2 separate regions of the Homo sapiens genome follow, and region 2 is linked to region 1. A link is a contact called in ENCODE Hi-C or POLR2A ChIA-PET data. All regions are on one chromosome and are shown on one strand. Each heading gives the region's core, a stretch centred on a gene start or an enhancer-like site at or near the end of the contact. The rest is flanking DNA. Distances are from core to core; before and after follow the strand shown. Region 1 holds the start of PFDN1 (prefoldin subunit 1). Region 2 holds the start of TMCO6 (transmembrane and coiled-coil domains 6).

Region 1 (6,053 bases), core at 2,306-4,805:
AGAATCACACCACTGCACTCTAGCCTGGCAACAGAGCGAGACTCTGTCTCAAAAAAAAAAAAAAAATGTACTTTAAAGTCTAAACTTAAACACTTTAATTAATCTACCTGAAGTTCAGCTCCTCATTTTAAAAAAAGAAAGCATTTAATTAGATAATCTTTAAAGTTATTTCTAAGATACTTTAACCTGCCGGGTGTGGTGACTCATATCTGTAATCCAGCACTTTGGGAGGCTGAGGTGGGCGGATCAGGAGGTCAGGAGTTCCAGACCATCCTGGCAAATATGGTAAAACCCCGTCTCTACTAAAAACACAAAAATTAGCAGGGCGTGGTGGCAAGCGCCCGTAATCCCAGTCACTCAGGAGGCTGAAGCAGGGGAATCGCTTGAACCCAGGAGACGGAGATTGCAGTGAGCCAAGATCGGGCCATTGCACTCCAGCCTGGGCGATATAGCGAAAACTCCGTCTCAAAAAGAAAAAGATACTTACTTTAAACCAAAGTTTCTTTTGTTTTGAGACAGAGTCTAGCTCTGCTGCCCAGGCTGGAGTGCAGTGGCATGATTTCGGCTCACTGCAACCTCCACCTCCGGGGTTCAAGCGACTCTCCTGCCTCAGCCTCCCAAGTAGCCAAGACTACAGGCAAGTGCCACCATGCTCAGCTAATCTTTGTATTTGTGGTAGATACAGGGTTCCACCATACTGGCCAACAGGCTGCCCTCAAGTGATCCACTCGCCTCGACCTCCCAAAGTGCCAGGATTACAGGCATGAGCCACCACTCCTGGCCTAACCCAAGTTTTAAGATGAACAAATTCTATTTAACTCGGACAAAAGCACTCCCAAAATAACTCCATTAAGGACACATTTTACTTACATTCTTCCTACACCTTCATACATGTTAGTCTCATCTACCAAAGTCATGATCTCTGTATCTGTAAGATGTGCATGCTTTTTCGTTCTGTTTAGCTGTTCAATCTGTATGTCTGCGAGCTTCACCTTCTGTTGAGTGTCAATAACTTTGGCTTGAAGCTCTGTGAAGGCCTAATAAAAACAAGTCCATGATTTAGTAGGTAAAACATTTTACAGGAAACATTTACCTCAAATCCAAATATATTAAAACAAAATATGCTAGCCAGAGACAAAGCTGTGAAATTTACCAAACATCAATAAAAGTCAACATAACTGTAAACAATCAAGTCACCATACTAAATACTGAATTTACAATCATCAGAAGATACAATCAGTGTGAAGCAAATCAAATGCATATTAAGTAATAACCATATTAAGTAGCAAGTACTCAAGGAGTAGTAAAAGAAATAAATGCAATAGTCAAGGATGAAATCCAGAGATTCAAAACAAGAACCATAAAAGTAATAACTCACTACATTTGTATTGCACAATTAGGTTTCAAAGCACTTTCTCACATTAGTTTGAAATATTAACATGGGAATATTAATATAAGAATATTAATGAGGAAATATAATAAATATCTCATTTATGCCTCTCAGTAATTCCATGAGTTAGCATTGGCAGTCTCATCATCCACAATTTACAAATTAAGTAACCAAATGAGTTAAGAGATAAAAGTGGCTTGCACAAGGTTGAACAACTACTGGGGGGAAGGCAGGTGTTATTTAAATCCATTTCTTCTAACCCCTTAGTTCAGCAATCTTTCCATTCCACTGTCTATAGTAATATTCATAATATGAACATTTTTAAGAGGAAGACCAAGAAAGAGAGTGAGAAAAAATGCAAAGCACTGGCAAAAGAATTGCATCATGATCTTCATCCACAGATACCAGGCCAAATTTGACCCTTGCGTACACTTACTTAACTGGAAGATAAACAGTTCTTGGATACTTTTGTTGAAGTGCCTGGAATGACTTTCACATGCTGTTAAATTTGTGCCTTAATAACATCTGTGACTGCAATGCACAGCAAAGGCTACTACATAATTTTTATTGTGACCTTGTTTTCACCTACTAGTAAGGTTTTGAAAGATTTACTTTGGGGAAGGGGAGGGGCCTGAAATTTCCTATTTGTCTCCACCCAAAAAAAGGACCCTGTAAAAACATTAGAAGATAAAACCTTTAAACAAGTTTTTTAATTAATTGGTTATCAAAATTATTCATTTTAAGTTTGTAATCATTTTCTTAGTTTGCATTCACCGCCCGCAAGTTTCAAATGTAGCAATAAATTCAAAAGTACCGGGAGGCAAATCCATTCACTAAACCCTGATTTAAATCGGTACTTTTAACAGAAGAAAAGGTAAATTTTTAGAATGCACAATTTTGTTTTGAAATGTAAAATTCCAGGTATCATCTGACTGCTCTATACAGCTTGCTAAGGAAGCTAGTATACCATTAAAGATGAGCTAGTATACTGTTAAAGATTAGAGACTCCACCTAAGAGCTAAATTTACAAGATTCAAGACAAGAAGAACAAAAGCAAGACACAAACACATAATATCCTCACAACACTAACAAAAGCTTCATTTGTTAGAAGCAACAGCTATTTCGGCTGTCCTATTTCTTTTACACAAGTTGACCACAGGCAGTCTTAACTAAGATGTTGCTCATCTGAAGAACTCAAAATAGTGGTCAAAAAAGTGTGAGATAAGGCAGAGAATACTGGATTCTAGTCCCAACTTCTGACAGACTTTTCTGGCACTGGTTCCTTTTCCAGAAAAGTAGATTTAAAATAGATAAATTCTAGGGTCCTTTCCAATCCACCCCACCGCACAAAGCATACTGGTTTGGGGTCATTAGTGGTGTTAGAATGCTGATCATTCTTAGATAGCAAAAATCTGAATAACAACACATTTATAAGCAACTGAGGAAAACAGGAAACCCAATTCCTTCCGATACCGGTTTTATTTGGAAAACTTTACTGGTTTTGTTTTGTTTTTGACAATTCCTTCAAAAGAAGGAGGTTTTGTTTTGTTTTGTTTGACGAGTCCTTCAAAAGAAGTGGAGGGGGGGCAAAATCCTGAAATGAACATTGCTGCTACAATGCTTGGTTTTCCGAACTGTAGATATTGCAACTTTCAAGGTACAGAACCGAATAAATGGCCTAAAAACAAAGGTTGGACTTGGAGTTTTTCAAAGCAAATGAGGCAGAATTACGGATGCCACAGCTCAGGCAAGGGGTCCGAAGGGACCCCCATTTGAAATGCTCTCTTTAGTTCTTACTATGAAAGTGAGTCCCTGAAGCCTCCAAACGCAACGAAATGTCTCTGGAGCTCAGAAAGACTGGACAAGCCCGAGACAGGCCCGCAGACTTACCCGACCCAGACCAACCGGCTCCTACCCAGCAAGAGCCGCTCGCCCCCCACCCCGTTTATGGAGACCCAGTGAGGCCTTAGGACTCTGGGAAACCATTCCCTAGTCCACTGGACCCTCCTTCCTTCTGCAAGGCTCGTGCCTCACTTGATATTCTTGTCTATAGTCCCCTCAGCCTCCAAAAAGAAGACCTCCGCCTGCCAAAGACCCTCTTTTACCTTCTTCAGCTCTAGATCCACGGGGGCGGCCATCTTGGTGCACTGTAAGCGCCTGCGCAGTGGGAGTTGGACTGAAATAGGGTGGGGAAGGGCGCGTCTTACTTTGTGCGCCGGTCTTTCTTCTGCGCCTGCGCATGAGTTGGACTAACCGGGCTTCTTATCTTTCTCTGAGAATTGACTCCTGAAATATTTGGGTTTCGGATTCCGTGTCTTCACTACCTGACCGGTCAGGTCTGGCTTGCTCCTCCGTATCTTCCAGACATAGCCCAACGCGCAGATTTCCCATGTGGCTTTAAGCAGTTTGCCAGCTAGCTTAATATGTGCTGCTAAATTGAGATGTATGTAGATGAGGTCAAACCCTCATCAGTCGATCAGTCCTTCAGCTAGTCGCTGTGCTCTCAGGAATGAGTAAGAGTAAGTCCAGAACCTCAGGCATGACAGTTTGGGAAAGACTATTGGAAAGCTTGTCTGGAGTGTTCTTTCCAAAACGAACTTATTACTTCCAAAAGCTTCCCAAAGACATTCTAGGCACAGTGGTTCTCAAGAGAGGCTGAATACGTTTGTTTAAAAACAAAAAAATGCAGGTTCTCTGGGTCTCATCTCAAACGTACTCAGAATCTTTGAGAATGGGGTCTGGAAATTTGCACTTTTGCAGACTACCCCAGTGACCTAATGGTGCAACTCCTCCGCGGATCACTTTTTTGAGAATCTCTGCCATAAAAGGACCTGGCATTTGAACCAGAATAGATAATAATTGACTTTTGGAAATGGAAAAAAAAGTTAACCTACTCTAAAAACTGTTATGCTAAGAGAAAGTGCTACATAAATAATTAGGAAATTTATTTTATTTTTTAAAAAAAGAAAGAAAGAGAGAAAGAAAACAAACTGTTAGGGAGATGAAAGGGCAGGGAATTTGGAACCAGCCTAATCTAGATTCAAGGCTTGGTCTGCCTTTAGCCTATGTCTGGTTCCATTTACTAATTGTGTGACTTTAAGCAAGTCACTTGGATATTTTGTGGGGTTTTTTTTTTTTTTTGTACGTTTGTTTGTTTCTTGAGACAGGATCTTGCTCTGTCACCCAGGCTCGAGTGCAATGGTGCAATCACGACTCACTCCAGCCTCTACCTCCCGCGCTCAAGCGATCCTCCCACCTCAGCCTCGTGAGTAGCGCTGGGACTACAGGCGCGCGCCACCCACACTCAGCTAATTTTTATATTTTTGTACAGACGGGTTTTCACCTTGTTGCCCAAGCTGGTCTCAAACTCCTGAGCTCAAACAATCCGCTCGCCTTGGTCGCCCAAAGTGCTGTAGTGCTTTGATATTAAAGGCTTGAGCCACCGCACCCGGCCACATTTTTTTTTTTTTTTTTTTTTTGAGCCAGGGTCTCGCTCTGTCACCCAGGCTGGAATGCAGTGGCACGATCTCGGCTCACTGCAACCTCTGCCTCCCAGGATCAAGTGATTCTCCTGCCTCAGCCTCCCGAGTAGCTGGGATTACAGGCGCCTGCCACCACGCCCGGCTAATTTTTGTAGTTTTGGTAGAGACGGGTTTCACCGTGTTGCCCAGGCTGGTCTCCAACTCCCAGCCTCAAGTGATCCGCCTGCCTCGGCCTCCCAAAGGGCTGGGATTACAGGCAAGCCACCACGTCCAGCATCTGCCACCTATTTTTAATGAGCTTCAGTCTTCTCATGTTTGAGAGTGACCATATTGACCTAACAGGGTTATTGTGAGAAATAAATGAGATCAGGATAAAAAGCTCCAAACATAGCTCCATGCACACAAGTAGATACTCAATAAATCACTGGTGTTAATCGCCGTCCTGTTTGTCTTTCAAAGTCCAGCAAATGGGCACTACATCCCCCATCACACAGAGCAAAGATAATCTCTCCTCTGAACTCCCCTCACAACATCTATTTCTCTCTCAAGGCATATAACACTGTCTACCTTTTTTTAGAAAACATTTTTCTTAGACTGTAAGCTCCTTGAAATCAAGAACTATGGAATAATGGTTCTTCCACCTCTTGTACCTAGAACACCTGTCACAGTGCATCACGGGAAAAAAATACAAAATGGATACTGGATGTGAATAAATTATTCTGGAAAAAAAAAAGAAGACTCATTCCTCCCCAATTTGAGAAAGAGTAAAAAGGATCTGATATTTTGATTCTCTGGGACCTTCTTAGATTCTCATTACAGATGATCAATAAATACTGACTGATTAGCCAGGCATGGTGGCATGCCCCTGTAGTCCCAGCTACTCAGGAGGCTGAGGCAGGAGAATTGTGTGAGGCCTGGAGGCCAAGGCTGCAGTGAGTGGGGATCAATTGTGTCATTGCACTCCAGCCTGAAAGACAGAGTGAGACCTTGTCTCAAAAAATAAAATAAAATAAAATAAAATAAAATAGTGATTGAATATTGAAATTCAAAAAAAGTCTGAAATACTGTCCTGTACATTACCTCATGAGACTTTTGAAAGAGTCCTCATAGAGATGTATGGACTGTAAAAGTTAAGAGCCTGGGCTAAGCTGTCAGACAACCTGGGTACAAATACTGATTAT
Region 2 (6,053 bases), core at 901-3,400, 340 kb after region 1:
TTTTTATTCACTAGTGTTTCCTCAGTGCCTAGTAGACTAGTGGCACTCCACATTTGGTGAAAGATTTTATCCTAAAAATTATGGGAATTCAGTTTTATGCAGAGAAGTGAAATAATGATATCTTTCTCATTTTCATCACATATAAAATGAGAATAATGGTCATTGTGGTGAACATTCTGTAAAGCAAAAATAAAATTCTAAGGCCGCCCCCCACAACCATCTGAATGGACTTCCTCCTCAGCCAGGGCTCTTTCAAAATTAAACCCGAGTGACCGTTTCAGGCCATGATGGGAAGTAGGGGTTGAACGTGCCTCATTATACCTCTCTACCGTTAACATCAACACAGACTTTAAGTTTGATAAGAAACATTTTACAACCCATTCTCTCTGAAGCCTAGGATTTGAAGGTTTCCTCTGCAAATAAGAACTTGGGTCTCCACAATCCTTTATCTTAACCCAGACATTCCTTTCTATTGATTTCAGGTCTTTAGAGAAACTCAACCAATTGTCAACCAGAAAAATTTAAAATCTACCTATAAGCTGGAAGCCCCCCACCGCCCCACTTCGAGTTGTCCCGCCTTTCTGTTGTCCCACAAACCAATGTCTTTCTCTCTTTCCCCCTCCCCTCTCTTCCCTTCCTCCTTTCCTCTTTTCTTTTCTTTCTTTCTTTTCTCCCTTTCTTTCTTTCTTTCTTTCTTCCTTCCTTTCTTTCTTTTCTTTCTCTTAGGAATAACGCTCAAAATCCTAAGGGAAATTGAACACTCGAACAAAGGATTATTAGCAAAGCAATTTTACTTCTGCTCAGAGGGGTGTCTGCTTGGCCAGTCGCCATGAGAGCACACCTGAACAAAGGGGCACGAGAGCCTTTATTCCTGACGCAAGTCCTGCCCCTGTACCCTTTCCCCATTGGCCGGGGTCGGGTCATACAATCTGAACTAATCCCGGTTGGCTAAACATTTGATTTTTTTAGGTAATGTGGGCACGTAAAAGAAAGTGGAGAGGAAAGGGGAAGGGGTGCCTGTAATGAACTAGAAAGTTAGTCCTCTTTCCAAATAATGAAAGGAATGTGAGCTGGTACTGATAACGTCTGGTACTGATAACGTCTTGTACTGTGGCGTGCCTCGGCATCTAACGAAGGCAAAAAGGAGAAAAAGGAAAACAAAAGTGTGTGTGGGGGGGAGTACTATGAATTAAAGAATAAAAGATTGATCTAATTATTTGAAGAGAAACCTCATCATATCCCAGATTTCTTTCTTTCTTTCTTTCTTTTTTTTTTTTTTGAGACGGAGTTTCGCTCTTGTACCCCAGGCAATGGGGCGCGATCTCGGCCCACTGCAATCTCCGCCTCCCGGGTTCAAACGATTCTCCTGCCTCAGGCTCCCGAGTAGCTGGGATTACAGGCACCCACCACTACTCCCGGCTAATTTTTGTATTTTTAGTAAAGATGGGGTTTCACCATGTTGGCCAGGCTGGTCTCAAATTCCTGACCTCAGCTGATCCACCCGCCCAGGCCTCCCAAAGTGCTGGGATTACAGGCATGAGCCACCAGGCCCGGCCCAACCAGTGTATTTCTTGAATGAACTGAAGTCTCATATCTCCCTAAAATATGTAAAACCAAGCTGTACCGGACCACCTTGGGCACATGTTCTCAGGACCTCCTGAGGGCTGTGTCAAGGGCCATGGTCACTCATATTTGGCTCAGAATAAGTCTCTTCAAATATTTTACAGAGTTGGACTCTTTTCGTTGACAATTCAATGACGCTTCAAGCGTTTTTGGCAGCTCTCATCAGTGGGATCCGCATTAATAGTGAAACGGCATCATGGCGCTTCCCGCAGTTCGGGATTGTTTTGAACTTTCATCTAGAGCGTATTGTGGGTGGGGAAGTTGTGTTTGCTGAGTAGATTGTGACACTGCTGGCTTGGGTCACTCGAGGTCAGGGATGAGAGACTTTTTTTCCTAGAATTGGTAAGACAGGAAATCAATCAGAGGCAGAGCGACGCCTCTGGCTCTGGTCTAGTGGTGCAGCGTCTCTAGCCCTCGCCCCGCCCACCGTCCCCGCGAGGCGTCCACTCGCCGAGCCCCGCCCTCACCCAGCACCCACCCCGCTCCTCGCGCCCTCCCCGCCTGTTCCCGCCCTGTGCTGAGGCTGCGCAGTCGGTGCCATCTTCTACGCCCCTGGGAGCGTTGTGGCTGCTGTTTCCTTCGGCTTTCCTCCTCCTGCTCCACCATGTGGAGCCGACGGCAGGGCCGCCTCAGGCCCACGGTCTGCGGGGTGGAGGAGCTACGGCGCCGCCGGCGGGAGCGGGAGGCAGGTGTGGGCGGCCGAGGGAGCGCGGGGGTATATGGCGGTCGGGGATAAGTTGAGACCCCAGGCTCGGAGCCGCGGGTTCTGGGTTGTGGTCGTCCTTCCCACGCTCAGCCGGCTCCTCTGCCCCCAGCACTGCGGAAGGCGCGGAGGGAGCAGCAGCTGGTCAGCAAGAGGCTGCTGAGAAACGACGCCCCAGAGGAAGCTGGAGAGGGATGTGTGGCTGCGATCCTCGGGGAAACCGAGGTGAGGGGGCAAGGTAGGGTGCGCTGGAGTCCACGCCCGCTGGCGCCAGACTCCCGGGAGTACTCGAGGTCTGCCCCAAACCTGAACGCAATCCACTCTACACTTCCACGCATCCAGTGGGTCAAGCCAGAAACAGGGGAATCATCCTGCACAACTCTTTGACCCACAACCCCATATCGATCCATCATCAAGTCCTAGTTGTTTACCTCCTGAAGAGCTTTGGAGTCTTTACATGCCTCACCATCGAAGCTGCCACCACCACCTCCTCTCTGGATACTACTGCAGTCTCCTAAAAGGTCACCCTGCATCTATGCTTGTCACCGTCACTACGTCCTTTAAAAACACGTGGAGACCAAAATCTTTCCTGTGCCTTGCAAAGCATAGCATGGTCTAGCCTCTTCCTAACTCAAATTTTATCAGTTTTCTCATCCTACCCACCGTCCTCTTTTTAGTTCCTGCAACGATATATCGGATTTGTGTCTCAAGCCCTTGGCATTCGCTACGTCTAACGTTCGTTTCTTTTGGTATTCTGTCTTGAGAGCCTATTTTTTTTCTTTTCTTTTCTTTTTTTTTTTTTGAGACTCTCGCTCTGTCGCCAGGCTGGAGTGCAGTGGCATGATCTCGGCTCACTGCAACATCCGCCTCCCGGGTTCAAGCGATTCTCCTGCCTCAGCCTCCCGAGTAGCAGGGATTACAGGCGCGCGCCACCACTAATTTTTGTATTTTAAGTAGAGGCGGGGTTTCATCATGTTTGTCAGGCTGGTCTGGAACACCTGGCCTCATGATCCACCCGCCTTGGCCTCCCAAAGTGCTGGGATTACAGGCGTGAGCCACTGTGCCCGGCCACCTACTTGTTTCTTGTAGAATATTAATCATTATCTAATGGTTTGTCTATTGTTATTTCTCCAACTAGACTTTAATTGCAGGAAAACCTAGATCCTGTGTTGTCATTGAAAACCCGGTTGCCTGCACATTATCTGGCATATAGTTAAGTACTCAGTGTTTATTGAATGAGTGAATGAAAGGATTTATTCAGTAAGCATTGAGTATCCCCTGTATTTGTATTATGTTTACGTACATAGTTTACCGTACATACCATGTTGACATATATATTATCAACTTATTCCTAGGTCATACTATTCCATTGTATGCTTACTTTATGCCAGGACACTGTGCTGGTCACTGAGGTACACAAAGATGAAAGGATAGAGTCCTTTTCTTTGAGGTGCTCACAGCCCGGTGAAGAAGACAGATGTCACAAGGGAAGGAAACATGAGGAACAAGAGAAACTCCTAAGTCTCTCAAAAAGAGCTAACTTCCCAGAGGAAATGAGGAGCAGAAACCTGAAGAGAGTGGGAAGCTGGAGAGGGTATCCAGGCAGAAGAAATAGCATGTGCAAAAGCTCGGAAATGTAAAAAAAAGAAAAAGAAAAAGCTCATGTTAGGCTGGTTGTTGTTAGAGTGTAGGTTGCATGGGGAGAATGGCTAGAGGAGTAGGTTTTGCCAGGCTGAGAGGTTTAAATATCCTTGAAAGAACCCTGTATGAAGGCAGGATAGATATTGTTATTCTCATTTTCAGGTGAGGAAACTTAGGTTCAGGTCCCATATGGAGTAAGTGGCAGGTATGGTATTAGAACTCAGTTCTGATTCTCTGTCCACTCCACTGCAAGGTAGATGCTTATTAGTTGCATTAGTGTGAATGACAAGTTCTGAAGGTGTGATATTGGAAGGCTCACAGGTGAAGTGGGCAGAGAGAGACTTAGGACTTGCTTTCTGTGAACCGTGTGTTCTCCTTTCCCTGCCCTGAACTCCAGGTGCAGCAGTTCCTGCGGCAAGCCCAGCGGGGGACAGAGGAAAAGGAGAGAGAGGGGGCTCTGGTCAGCCTTCGTCGAGGCTTGCAGCACCCTGAAACACAGCAAACCTTCATCCGGTCAGTGTGGATGGTGTGGTGGAGGGAGGAGTTGGGGCTCTGAGGGATGGACCACAAGCTAAGCAGGGCTCTGGTACTCACTCACATAGGCTGGAGGGCAGCATGCGGACCCTGGTCGGGCTCCTGACCAGCAACCAGGCCCTGCTGCAGCTTGAGGCGGCTCGGTGCCTGCATGAGCTCTCTCACTCCGAGCAGTCCACTGTTGCTGAGGCCTGCCTGCCAGCCACTTCTTACCTCCTCACCTACCTCTCCAGTCACAGCTCAGACTTCATAGTAAGCCCTGTCCCTTCCTATCTTGTTCTTGGTTTAGATTTTAAAATTGTGCTTTTGGGACCAGTTTGAGCTGGCAGGTAGGAGGAAGAAAACATGTTTGCCCTTATGCCTACAGCCATGGCTACACCCATCATCTCCCCACCCTCTTGTGAGCCGCAAGGATAGCTGCTCCAGCGTCCCCATCACCTCCCCTCCCCATCTCCCCACACGCAGCCTGGCATGAAACAGGCCAAGCCCAGTGCTTTTGTTGCCTGTTCTCAGGAGCTGTGTCTGTATACACTGGGTAACCTGATCGTGGAGAGTGAGGCTGTGAGAAGGCAGCTCCTGCCACAGGGCATTGTTCCAGCCTTGGCTGCCTGCATCCAGGTGACTCCTTTCTTCCTCCCTGGGCAACCCTTCCTTTGCTCCTCCCCACATGCTCCATCTACTTTGGTTAGGTAGCTCCAGCCTCTGCCCTGTGCCAAGGGGCTGAAAGTCTCTGAAGACCTGATGACCCAGCTTCCAGTCAGATCCTTACCCTGTCTACTTCCAGTCCCCCCATGTGGCTGTGCTGGAAGCTCTCGGATATGCCTTGTCCCAGCTTCTACAGGCTGAGGAAGCTCCAGAGAAGATCATTCCGTGAGTAAAATTGTCTTTAGATGTGCAGCCAGAGGTGACCCACTCAGTAGTATAGCTCCCGGATGCCTGAATGATTTCCAAAGCTGTTGCACATTTTAAATTCATGTGTCTGGCTAGGAAGGGCTTTGGGTTTGGACACTTTCCCATCTGGGCAGGGCTTTGGGTTTGGACACTCTCCCACCTGCTATCAGGGTTTGGTAAGAACCACTGGCATCTTCGTGGTTCCTACTTACAGCCCTGCTTCTGCCAGCAGCTCCATCTTGGCCTCCACTCTCCCTCAGCACATGCTACAAATGTTGCAACCTGGCCCAAAGCTCAACCCTGGGGTCGCTGTGGAGTTTGCCTGGTGCCTTCATTACATCATCTGCAGGTAACAGGGCAATTGGGAAAGTACCACAGATCTTCCCTGGGGCTCCCTTCCATGACATTCAACTCTTTGAACTTGTGTCTGGAATTGCTATAGTGAGTTTTCCTCCCTCCACTGTCTTCTCTTTTTGGAGCCCAGGAGACCCACAGACCTTAGCTGTTTCTCTTTTTTTTTGAGACAGTCTCACTCTGTCACCCAGGCTGGATGGAGTACAGTGGTGCGATCTCAGCTCACTGCAACCTCTGCCTCCCGGGTTCAAGCGATTCTCCTGCCTCAGCCTCCTGAGTAGCTGAGACTACAGATGCGTGCCACTAT

Evidence for each region. A loop is a pair of places that touch in the nucleus more often than their neighbours do. ChIA-PET counts read pairs that join two places held with the same protein, here RNA polymerase II (POLR2A). Pooled maps may share reads with other maps.
Region 2: a loop to region 1 is called in a map of CD4-positive, alpha-beta T cell, with 4 times the contacts of the local background. The contact joins the promoter of TMCO6 here to the promoter of PFDN1 in region 1. A Hi-C loop is called at or near these places in 4 of 168 maps with a recorded cell type or tissue (CD4-positive, alpha-beta T cell, CD8-positive, alpha-beta T cell and naive thymus-derived CD4-positive, alpha-beta T cell), 3 of 37 single-sample maps with no recorded cell type and 13 of 50 pooled maps. POLR2A ChIA-PET finds 5 or more read pairs at or near these places in 5 of 52 experiments (H1, HEK293T, PC-9 and 2 more).

The regions. Positions count from the first base shown.
Region 1 is chr5:140,299,546-140,305,598 of GRCh38, forward strand. It overlaps PFDN1 (prefoldin subunit 1), which reads right to left and starts at 3,556. Exons shown (of 4, transcript NM_002622.5): 1 at 3,496-3,556; 2 at 871-1,037. The coding sequence starts at 3,528. RefSeq lists an enhancer at 3,293-3,572 and a silencer at 3,461-3,665.
Region 2 is chr5:140,637,301-140,643,353 of GRCh38, forward strand. TMCO6 (transmembrane and coiled-coil domains 6) reads left to right here and starts at 2,151. Exons shown (of 12, transcript NM_018502.5): 1 at 2,151-2,312; 2 at 2,439-2,551; 3 at 4,365-4,480; 4 at 4,570-4,753; 5 at 5,015-5,119; 6 at 5,286-5,371; 7 at 5,625-5,741. The coding sequence starts at 2,228. RefSeq lists a silencer at 1,963-2,212.